Regions from separate parts of the Homo sapiens genome. Here region 1 is linked to region 2. Evidence: chromatin contacts called from ENCODE Hi-C data. All regions are on one chromosome and are shown on one strand. Each heading gives the region's core, a stretch centred on a gene start or an enhancer-like site at or near the end of the contact. The rest is flanking DNA. Distances are from core to core; before and after follow the strand shown.

Region 1 (5,978 bases), core at 436-2,935, 2.5 Mb before region 2:
GCGAAACTCTAGCTCAAAAAAAAAAAAAAAAAAAAATCTCCCAACGTATGAATCTGCCCAGTGATTTTCTATCCATCTATCAATCTTAAATGCCACCTCCTCTATGAAGCCCTTCCTGATTCCCTTAGGTAATCCCATTCCCTCTAGACTTAGTCTATACTTAATCCTTTTACAGCACTTACCAGAGACTGCCTCATATCATAGTGAAGTATGCACACGTCTAACTCTTCCACTAGATTATCAGCTCCTTGATGATATGGGTTGATTCACAGTCATTTCTGTATCCTTCACATCCCCGGGAAAAGCAACCTACACACAGTAGGTGGTCAATAAATGTTTACTCTCTCACCAATAGTATGTTTCCATGTTGCTACTGTACATTTCCCTTCCATGTACCTCCGCAACAGAAAGCAGGCCTTTTCACTGAGTCATGCAATATTTAATGAGCCCATAAATGGGAAGCACTGTCCCAGGCCCTGTAGACTCAGAGATAATAAGACACACAGCCTGTAGGATTCAAGGAACTCAGAACCCACGTACAAGTAAGTGTTTTAAAAATACAAAATAATGCAATAAACACACAAAAAAGAGGTATGTGCAGGGCTTAGGGGAACACAAAGGTGTGTGCCGCACCTAGAGGTGGGCAAAAGTCAGGGTCACGAACACTCTTGTACAGTGTGTAACAAGAGCTGAACATTCACTGCCAGATCCTCATGGATGTTTCAGTAGTTAGAAAATCTAAAAATACTAATCATGAAATTGACCTATTGAAGGCATAGTCCGGCTGTGTTGTGGATGCAGACTTTAATTCAAAAGTCAAGGAATTCACTGCACCTGGAAAAGTAACTCTCTTTTCTCCGTCTGTCTCTTCTCGGTTGCGGTTTGGAAACAGAGACACTGAAGGAGCTGTCTTGAATAGTTAACACGGCCAGAACGTCAGTGCATGTAAAAAGAATTTTAAAGTGTGACTACATTTTTATTGAGAACTCCCTCTTTCCCCAGGTGGATCTGCAGGGCAGTCACCTTCATCCTGATCCATAACTGCACATTTACTGTTTGCATCTCCCGCCAGACGGTACGCCCCACGAGGCAGGCGCTGAGCTCAGGATCTCACTCCCCTCCGAGAGCCGGGCGGCCCCAGGCCTGGACCATAGTGTGTGCTCCACAAATGAATGAAAGGTCTCCTTTTTCACTTCCACTTATTTGCGGGATCCAGGCCTAGCGTCGCTCTTTTGCCCTTAGCTGCAGATCTGAAGTGGGGCTGCCCGACCCCAATTCCCGGACGCTTTTCACCCCAGCCCCGGAGACTCCAGCCCCGTTTAAATCCTGACACTCGGAAACTCTCTTCTAACACTTGCAAGGTACCCCTTTTACCTATAAAAGGCTCTCGGGCCGCGAGATCGCCGTCAGAGCAAAGCCAGGCTACTACCGCAGGTACCAAGACAGTGGCACCGCCCGCGCCTCCGGAACAGGAAACCGAGGGAATTAAAAAGCAAACCTGAGAAAGCTGGGCCAAGGGAGGGAAAACTCTTCAGCCCACCGCAGGGCCTTGTGCGCGGTGATTGGCGCGTCAACGAAAGCGATGGACGTCTAGACCAATCGTCAGCAAAAGACCCTTTGGAGCCCGCGCCCCCTCCCCCTACGTCCTCCAATCCGAAAACGCAACCGGGTGAGGGAGCGCTTCCGCCCGGAGAGAGCTGGCCGGGATGAGGCGCCGGCTTTCCCGGGTCTTCTCCAGCTGCCACCGCTTTACTGCAAAACTGACGGGCGCAAAAACATGAGTGACTCCGCGGGAGGGCGCGCTGGTCTCCGGCGTTACCCCAAGCTCCCAGTGTGGGTGGTGGAGGATCATCAGGAGGTGAGCGGACGGCAACAGGGCTCTGGGGCAGAATCAGCGGAAGCCCTGACGCTCAGAGGGCCAAGCAGAGGGCGCAACCTTAGCATCGGAGGCCAGAGAGTTAACCAGAGTTAAACTGCCCTATTCCGTTGCTGTGGAGAGGACCCCAAAACAGCTAACTAGGAAGAATGAGAACTGACATTTATGGGCGCTTCCTACGAGTCGGGGCAACTTATTTACCTCGGTTTGCCCCCAAATCCCAGAACCAAACAAAAGGTGGCATCGGGATTCGAAACCGGACAGTCTGGCTGCAGAGCCCTGTGTTCTTAACCTGCAGTTAACTCTGGCTTCCAAGTATCTCCTGGAATCGCCACCACAGCCCTGCTGTTTAGATGGGAGGCTTTATGCTTGGAACGTGGGCTCTGATCTGAAATGGGGACAGTAATCGTAGGACTCACAGGGCTCTTAGGAGTATTATTGTGTGCATACTGTGTTTAAAAATCTTTTTTTTTTCTTTTTTGAGACGGAGTCTCTCTCTGTTACCCAGACTGGAGTGCAGTGGCGCGATCTCGGCTCACTGCAACCTCCGCCTCCTGGGTTCGAGCGATTCTTCTGTCTCAGCCTCCTGAGTAGCTGGGATCACAGGCACGCATCACCGTACCCAGCTAATTTTTGTATTTTTAGTAGAGACGGGGCTTCGCCACGTTAGCCAGGATGGTCTGAAAGTCTGACCTCACGTGATCGGCCCCCGCCGGCCTCCCAAAGTGCTGGGATTGCAGGCGTGAGCTACTGCGCACGGCCCATATTGCGTAAAAAAAAAAAAAAATTTAACACGGTGCCCTGCATAGATAAACACTAAAAGGGGTTTCCATGTTTATGGCCGTGCTGATTTACAGTAGCCAAATTGGTGTCTTAATCTAGACTTTTCCAAGTCAACAAAGGAGGCCCATGGATCTAATAAATATGTTTTAAAGTAGCATCAGTAGGCTTGGGATGGGAGGCAGTTCTCTGGACGTTAAAAAAGAAGAGGGATTTACTGTTGGTGACAGCTAATAGGAGAGGAAGATAGGTTTCTCAGGACCTGGATATAGTGTCTATGACCTTGAGAGAATGAGAAAGCCTAGGTTAGACGGTGCTTTCAAATTAGGTATTAAACCTAGAATTAGAGAAGATGTAAGAGGAGAAATGGCCTTTATAGACCACCTAGCCCAACCCCACCATTCTAAGTGTACCAAAAAGACCCTAACCAGCCTGGACAGCAGAGCGAAATCCCATCTCTACAAAAATAGAAGTGAAAAAATTAGCTGGGCGTAGTGGTGCGTGCCTGTAATCCCAGCTACTCAGGAGACTGAGGTGGGAGGATCGTGTGAACCCAGGAGTCCAAGGCTGCAGTGAGCCATGATCACACCACTGCTTTCCAGGCTGGGCAACTGACAAGCCCCTATCCCTTTTTAAAGGAAAAAAAAGAATACTTTGAGACCTAGGGTACCTTGAACACCTAGTTAATGTTAGAACAGGCATTAAGCGGTAGTTTGTTCCTGAGCCCCAGTCCTGGTCTGTTTCCCCACATGACCTGTTGAGTTCAAGGGGGCAGCAGGAAGGCCGCTGGAGATGCAGGTTGGAAGTTCTGAGGACAAAGTAATGCTTGAGATTATCATCTGCACCATCTACAGTAAACAAATTTTATGTTTTTCCACTTTACAGCAACATAGTATGCTTTCAATTATGTGCATTATTTAGCATTGTTTTTCAGTCTGCAGTTGAGTGTGTGCTCATGGTTTCAGTGTTAATTCTTATTGTGTGCCTGTGTCTTTTACAGGTTCTACCCTTTATATACCGGGCCATAGGCTCAAAGCATCTTCCTGCCAGTAATGTAAGTTTTTTACATTTCGACTCACATCCAGACCTCCTTATTCCTGTGAATATGCCAGCAGACACCGTGTTTGATAAGGAAACACTCTTTGGGTAATATGTGATTTTATTTATGGTCTTTTGTGTTTGAAGTACAATTTGCAGTAGATAATAAGCAATTATAGGAAATAGACTTTGCTAAACTCATGGGTTTGGGGGTTTTTTGTTTGTCTTTTTGTCTTTTTCATTTTATTTAGAACAAGTGTTGACAACTTTCTTAAAGAGCCAGATTAGCAAATATTTTAGGTTTGCTGGCTATATGGTCTCTGTTGCAACTATTAATCTTTGCCTTTGTAGTGTGAAAGCAATCACAAGCACTGTGTAAACAAATGACAGTAGCTGTGTTCCAATAAAGCTTTATTTACAAGCTGGGCATGGTGGATGAGCCTGTAGTCCCAGCTACTCAGGAAGCTAAGGTGGGAAGATCACTTGAGGCCAGCAGTTCCAGGCTGTGATCAAAGCCTGTGGATAGCTGCTGCACTCCAGACTGGGCAACATAACCAGACCCCATCTCTTAAAAGAAACAAACCAAAAAAACTTTGTTTACAAAAACAGCCTAGCCAATGTTTAATCCTTTTAATATTTGCCTTTATAGAGACCATTGGATTCTCACGTCTATTTCTGCATTTAGTCCATTGCCATATGCTGTTTTGGTTGAAATATATGATGAAGATTCAGGCTTTCACAGGCATGTAATTGGAAAAGGAAAGAATATTTTGATAGCCTTTTTAGATAATTGTGAATATTCTTTGATAGTGCGCCAAAACTTGAAAAGTAGTAGTTTATTAAAGCTTATTTGAAATGTAGAATTCAGCAATTCAGTATCAAGTGTGAATAACCATAGTTTCTTGACCACTCCTTTCAAGATAAATGGTGTTCACCTCAAAGTTCAATCACAAGTGCTTTTCCTTGAGACAACTGTTATGCTTCAAACTATGTAGCAGGAGAGCTTTCTGTGCATTTCTCATTTTGCCACACATAATATTTAAAAATGTATACTCAGGATGGAAATTTAATAAAATCAAGATGTTCTCGAATGACACTTTTATATTTATTTATTTATTTATTTTGGCAGTGGTTGGTAATGAAGAATATAGTAACTACTAACAGTTTGGTGCTGCTGCCTTAATTAATGTTGGAACATCAACCCACCAGTGCCTTTGCACCATCTTTGCAAATGTCAGTAAATGAAAACAGGAAATAATGCCTTAGTATTTTCATGAAAATAGTTTTGTAATAGTGATGTCCCTGAAAAAGTCTCAGGAACCACTCTAGGGACCACACTTTGAGACCTGTGGTCTTAAAATGTTGTGGATAAAATTACACTTGGGAAAAAATAAAAATAAAAGTTTTAATGTTGTCTCTATGTTTCTTTTCCAGAGAATTAAGTATTGAAAATTGGATTATGCCTGCAGTTTATGCTGGCCATTTTTCACATGTAATATGGTTTCATCCCACATGGGCTCAGCAGATCAGAGAGGGCAGACACCACTTTTTAGTAGGCAAAGACACTTCTACCACAACAATCAGGTAATTTCCTCATATTTGTGAATATGGAAGTGATTGAATGTTTCTATCTTATTTTGGATTCCTATAATAACTTCATAAGTCTCTGCACACAAATAGGGTCAGATTAAGCCTCGACTTCTCCAAAGAGTTCTCAAAACACGAAGAACAAACTTTTAAGTCTCTTGATATTCTTCATGTACCATTTATATTTAGTTGCTGGTCAAATTAGATTTTGAATGTGATCATTATCCTCCGGAATTTGGGCTTCATTGGTGATTAACTCCTTAAGCCATTGAAGTATCTTATAGATTTATACATTCAGTAGTACATTTTACTGTTTCCTGTCAGTATAACTGTTGTCTGCTGAATTTGCCGCAGTGGCTCACGCCTGTAATCCCAGCACTTTGGGAGGCCGAGGTGGGCAGAAGACGAGGTCAAGAGATCGAGATCATCCTGGCTAACATGGTGAAACACCGTCTCTACTAAAAATACAAAAACAAATTAGCCGGGCGTGGTGGCAGGCGCCTGTAGTCCCAGCTACTCAGGAGGCTGAGGCAGGAGAATGGCGTGAACCCAGGAGACAGAGCTTGCAGTGAGCTGAGATCGTGCCACTGTACTCCAGCCTGGGCAACAGAGTGAGACTCTGTCTCAAAAACAAAACAAAAAACAAACAAACAAAAAAACAGTAATTAGCAGTGAAAGGGCAAAATTATCTCACTTT
Region 2 (6,207 bases), core at 1,126-3,625:
TACAAATTATTGTTAATCAACATACCTGTAGATCTTGATGGAATAAATTAAAAGTGTAGACTAAATTTTTTTTCAACATACCTGACAAAGCCAAATAGTTGATATCGTGGCCAGCTAACCGGCAGAAGCTTCCTGACTGGCCAAATCCACTCAGCCTGGCATAAATAAGCCTTGGATTTTCCCGCTGCAGAATCTCTGGGCCCAGCTGGAGTTTCTCCATGACACCTTAAGAGAAAAGTAACGATCTTCTTAAGAGAGTATGAATTGAGGATGGAGATAATCCCTTCTCTGAGACAAACATAAAATAGCACCATTGCAAGTAATATTAATAACATTTGCTGTAGGCTAATGGCATGTTTACAGCAGTTAAGGACTCAAAGAGTGAAGCCACCATTTCTGGAATGTGTGGCTTCTTCCCAGGATGTAATTTCTCCCAGTACATCTCTGTTTCCCTCTAGGTTTATCCAAGCCTATTTATTCAATCCCCAGAGCAGGGTCTCATCCCTTTAGTAAATCCCTTTTCTCTTTTTCTATACCGCATCAGTGTTTACCACATCCCACCTTAGCTGCACTTGCTTGTACATGCATACACTTATCTTCCCTATCAGCTCATGAGCTCCTCCTGCAGAATTTACACCTGATGTTTCCACAGGCGCTAAAGTGCCTAGCATCAGTACCTTCACGAAAAAGTTTAGCACCCATCTGTAGAAAGAGTGGTTAGTGACAATAGCACCTGAGAGTTTTTAAGCTATCAACAAGTATAGTATTTATAGCACAAACCCCAGGTAACCAGCACCTGAAATTTCCTGGGATTAAAAGTAATCAAAATTACATAATAAACTCACTATCTTTACCTTCCTAAGGCTAAAATAAATCACAGAAAACCTCTAGTCATCTACCTAAACACCAGTCACAACTCCTCACCCGGAGGCTATATCCGTATTCCCAGCCGACCTTCCTCCTAATTACAAGACCTTGGACAAGCCTCCCTCATCTTAAATGGAGCATTCTTAAATTATTACATAATCTTAATTATTAAATCATTATTGTTACAAGCCTCAAATACAGCTGTGAGGGTTAAATGAGTTAACGCATTTAAATAAGCCGGCTGTGCCGTAGGCATTCATTCATTCACCATTTACCGATTTCCCACTATAGACCAGGCAATGCTTTGGATTTCTACTTGAACAAAGTTATTCTGGCAGCTGTCTGAGAATCCACTGGAGTGATACCAGCCCCAAACACCAGTTTTTAAAAGGCTGTCACACCAGTGTCAAGGCAGTTGCAGCAGGTATGGAGAGAAATAGTCCGAGTGGGCTAAGGAGCAAAATGACTGTATTGATGATCATTGAAATTGGATGTGAAAGGAAGACTGGAGTCCATGATGAAGTACAAGTTTGAGATTCAGGCATTCACTGAAATAAATAATACAGAAGGTGGAGATGCTGTTTTAGAAGGAAGAAGGAAAGGCTCATTTTGGGATTTGTGGAAGCTGCCTGGCGGGCAGCCTTGACGGCGATGCCCAGGACCTGTGTATGCCAGCGTCTGCCGCTCTGAAAGGGGGAAGTCTACAAAAAGGTGAAAATGATGGGAATGGGTAACTGGGCTTCAGGGAGCAGATGCTGAGACTTAGAACGCCAGCATTTCAGGCAGGGAGGAGCGTTAGCCTGGGCCCGTGGATGGCTTGAGGGTACAGCACTCCAAAACGGTAGCCGAATGACCGCCTATATGCAGTTTTCCAGGAAGGGAATCCTATGGCTTTCATTAGATTCTCACAGGGTTCAAGACCCTCAATTAATTAAGAAAGGCAAATACGGAACGTTTCTTAGAAAAAAAAGGAGGAATTTGGGAAGGAGTCAGAGAGGCAAAAGGAGAAACCGGGCAACAGCAGTATCTCAGAACCCAAGTTTTGGACAATCCAGTTTGGGAAGAATGATCACTAACAATACCCTAGGAGGCAAAAATCTGGAAGGCTGGGGCCGACAAGGGTTCTTGCGGCAACAGGGCAAAGGTGTGGCGGGTGCAGCCTCGATCGAACGGCCAGGCCCCTCCCCTCCGCGGGAACTTCCCGAGAGCAGCCCGCGGGGCCCGGGCTCACCGCGGCGGAAGGGCTCCAGCAGCACATCCGACCGCTTGCACAGACGCCGCAGCACGGCGGCTCCCCGCGGCTGCTTCAGGTCCAGCACTAGCGAGCGCTTGCCCCGGCCCAAGCGGCTCACGTCGTAGCGGGAGCCGGGCCGGTCCACGCGTACCACACGCGCCCCGAAGTCAGCCAGGACCATAGCACAGAACGGGCCCGGGGCCAGGCCGGACAGCTCCACGACCGAGATGCCCTGCAGTGCCATGGCGCTTCCCAGTGCCCCGCTGAAGGAAACTGAGCAGCCCTTAGCCCCAGCCCAGCAGCCTGCAAGAAGCCCTCCCAATCCCCGGCGCCACGCCCCCAGCCGCGGCGCCGCGCCCCAAAGGCACCACCCCCGTCCCTCTTTTGCGGGCCTGCGCAAGCCCGCGGAGTCTGCGCACTGGGCGCTTCCCCACCCCCGGCCTCCCGGGACCGCCAGTGCCAAATGCAGTAGGTTGCTTTCCTTTTTGTGCAACCTAAATTCCTGAGTCTTAAATTGCAGGGACTGACCTTTGGAGCTCCTGCCTGTTACCGTCCTCTCTGGACGCTTTTATTGTACCAGGGCGATCCCCAGCCCAACTGTACCATTCGAGTCCCTACTCCTGCCTTGCTCTAGGGAAATAAAATAACGTAAACACGTAAGAACAATGCGAAAGCGTTTTCTTCCCTAGGCTGCAGATTGTCTTCTTCACCGCCCCTGCTTAGCTAGCTAGCTAGCTGGGAATTTAATCCAGAAACGGCTTGCGATACCTCCTAGATGCACTCGTTTTGAGTTACAAACTCCGCGGATTACATGTCTTTTTAAAAAAGTTTAGACTACACTAGGAAAATTATTTTAGTATCAGAAGAATATCAGGGGTGTAGTACTCATCAGAGCTAAATGAGAGCGCTTTAAAAATGTTAGTTTGTCTTCCGCCATTTCTACAGAAAGCTGCAATTTCAGGTTTTCAACCTAATAGGTGATATTTAAGAAAAAAAAAAAGCAATCGCAAATAGCCCCACTGCTTTTACAAATCATTTTTTCTCTTCTAGGTATAGCCTGTCAGGTGGCCTAATGTAATTTTTGACATCTCTAGGAATTTTAATAGAACCAGAAATGGGTGCCAGAGATATGCCTGCACTAATCTTAAGTGGGGATTTATGTATTTCTCAAGCAAGTGATTAAAGCAAAACTAGGCACGATTGAAATCAAGATCTTTTAGGCAAGAAAGTCATGATGAGTTTTAGAATTATTTTAGGACTCTGTGGCTTTCTCTTCATAGAAATAGAAAAAAAAATTGTATAAAACCACAAAAGGTCCTGAATAGCCAAAGCAACACTGAACAAAAAGAACAAAGCAGGAAGCAACACACTACCAGAATTCAAATTATACTACCAAGGTGTAGTAACCAAAACAGCATTCTATTGGCATAAAATAGACACAAAGACCAATGGAACAGAATAAAGAACCCCAAAATAAATCCATATATTTACAGCCAGCTGATTATCAATAAAAACACCAAGAACATATATTAAGGACATTCTATTCAATAAGTAGTGCTGGAAAAACTGGAAATCCATATGCAGAAGAATGAAACTAGACCCCTATCCCTCACCATACACAAAAATCAACTCAGAATGGATTAAAAAACTTAAGACATACAACCCAAAACTATAAAACTACTATAAGAAAACAGATAAAACACTTCAGGACATTGACCTAGGCACAGATTTTATGACTAAGACTTCAAAAGCATAGGCAACAAAAACAAAAAATAGGCAAATGGGACTATATTAAACTAAAAATCTTCTGCACAACAGAAGAAACAACAGAATAAACAACTTATTGAATAGAAGAAAATATTTTGCAAATTATTCATCCAACAAGTGACTAATATGCAGACTATACAAGAAACTCAAACAACTCAACAGCAAAAAATGAAATAATCTCATTAAAAAGTGGGCACAGGATCTGAACAGACATTTCTCAAAAGGCATACAAATGGCCAACAGGTATATGAAAAAATGCTCAACATCACTAATCATCAGGGAAATGCAAATCAAAACCACAATGAGATATCATCTTACTTCAGTTAGACTGGCTATTATCAAAAAGACAAAAAATAACAAATGCTGGCAAAGACGCAGAGAAGAGGAACTTATATATACTGTTGGTAGGAATGTAAATTAGTTTAGCCATTATGGAAAACAGTATGGAGGTTTGTGAGAAAACTAAAAATAGAACTTCTATATGATCCAGCAGTCCCACTACTGGATATATGTCCAAAAGTATCGGGGGAACCCGCCCCCAATATTTCAACATAGGTTCTTTCTATTTTCCCTAAGTGTCGGCCAGTCTGAGAAATAAAGGGAAAGAGTACAAAGAGAAGAATTTTACAGCTGGGCCACCAGGGGTGACATCACATATTGGTAGGTCCGTGATGCCCACCTGAGCCGCAAAACCAGCAAGTTTTTATTAAGGATTTCAAAAGGGGAGGAGGTTTAAGAACAGGGAGTAGGTCACAAAGATCACATGCTTCAAAGGGCAAACAAGAAGAACAAAGATCACATGCTTCTGAGGCCAATAAAGATCACAAGGCAAAAGGCAAAATCAAAAACTCCTGATAAGGGTCTATGTTCAGCTGTGCACATATTGTCTTGATAAAAATCTTAAGAGAAATCAGTATGTCAAAGGAACACCTGTACCCACATGTTTATTGCAGCACTATTCACAATAGCCAAAATATGGAATCAACTTGAGTGTCCATTACTGGATGAATGGACAAAGAGAATGTGTACATATACACAATGAAATATTGTTTGGTCATAAAAAAAGGATGAAATCCTGTCATCTGCAGCAACATGGATGGAACTCGAGGTCATTATGTCAAGTGAAATAAACTAGACACAGAAAGAAAAGTATCACACGTTCTCACTCAGATGTGGGAGTTAAAAATTTAATCTCATAAAGAGTAGAATGATGGGGGGGCAGAGATGAAAAGAGATTGGATAATGGGTATGAACATGTAGTTAGAAGGAATAAATAATAGCTAAATAATAGTATTTGATGGCACAGTTGGGTGACTATAGTTAACAACAGTATATGGTATATTTCAAAATAGTGGCCAGATGCAGTGGCTCACACCTGTGATCCCAGCATTTTGGGGGGTTGATGCAGCAGGATCACTTGAGGCCAGAAGTTCGAAACCAGCCTGGGCAACACAGTGAGACCCCATCTCTACAAAAAACTTGAAAAATTGGTGAAACCCCGTCTTTACTGAAAATATGAAAATTAGCTGGGCATGGTGGTGCGCGTCTGTAATCCCAGCTACCAGGGAGGCTGAGACAGGAGAATCACTTGAACCAGGGAGGCGGAGCTTGCAGTGAGCTGAGATCGTGCCACTGCACTCCAGCCTGGGCGACAGAGCAAGACTCTGTCTTGAAAAAAAAAAAATCTTGAAAAGTTATCTGGATGTGGGGTACACCTATAAACCTACTAACTCATGAGGCTGAGGTCTGAGGATCACTTGGGCCCATGAGTTTGAGGCTTCAGTGAGCTATAATCACACCACTGCATTCCAGCTAGGGAGACAGAGTGAGATCCTATTCCAAAAAGAAAACAAAACAAAACAAAAAAACAAAAACAAACAAAAAGCTAGAAGAGAAGATTTGAAATGTTTCCAACACAAAACAATGATAAATGTTCTGGGTGATGAATATCCTAAAAACCCTGATTTGATCATTACACATTGTATGCATGTATCAAAATATCACATGTACTCCATAAATATGTACGAATATTATGTATTAATAATAAATCAATAAAAATTTATATGTTGAATCCCTAGCCGTCAATACCTCAGAATGTGACTGTATTTAGAGATAGAGCCAAAATGAAGTCATATGGGTGGGCCCTCATCCAATATGACTAATATTCAATCCTAGTATCTGTAGAAGAGGAGATTAGGACCAAAAAAACACAGACCTAAGGGAACCATGTGAGGACACAGTGAGATCAAGTGAGGACACTTGCTGTCTTCAAGCCAAGGAGAGAGGCTTCAGAAGAAATCAAACCTGCCAACATCTTGATCTTTTATCCTCCAGAACTG

What was found. A loop is a pair of places that touch in the nucleus more often than their neighbours do. Pooled maps may share reads with other maps.
Region 1: a map of CD8-positive, alpha-beta T cell shows a loop between it and region 2 (9-fold over the local background). The contact joins the promoter of C5orf22 here to the promoter of AMACR in region 2. A Hi-C loop is called at or near these places in 2 of 168 maps with a recorded cell type or tissue (CD8-positive, alpha-beta T cell and naive thymus-derived CD4-positive, alpha-beta T cell) and 12 of 50 pooled maps.

Annotation. Positions count from the first base shown.
Region 1 is chr5:31,530,616-31,536,593 of GRCh38, forward strand. It overlaps C5orf22 (chromosome 5 open reading frame 22), which reads left to right and starts at 1,686. Exons shown (of 9, transcript NM_018356.3): 1 at 1,686-1,858; 2 at 3,657-3,802; 3 at 5,129-5,278. The coding sequence starts at 1,778. DROSHA (drosha ribonuclease III) reads right to left here and starts at 1,478. Exons shown (of 36, transcript NM_001382508.1): 1 at 1,375-1,478; 2 at 835-910; 3 at 183-309. RefSeq lists enhancers at 1,558-1,727, 1,758-1,807, 1,858-1,907.
Region 2 is chr5:34,005,675-34,011,881 of GRCh38, forward strand. AMACR (alpha-methylacyl-CoA racemase) reads right to left here and starts at 2,376. Exons shown (of 5, transcript NM_014324.6): 1 at 2,099-2,376; 2 at 82-225. The coding sequence starts at 2,345. C1QTNF3-AMACR (C1QTNF3-AMACR readthrough (NMD candidate)) reads right to left here. Exons shown (of 9, transcript NR_037951.1): 7 at 82-225. RefSeq lists a silencer at 2,513-2,592.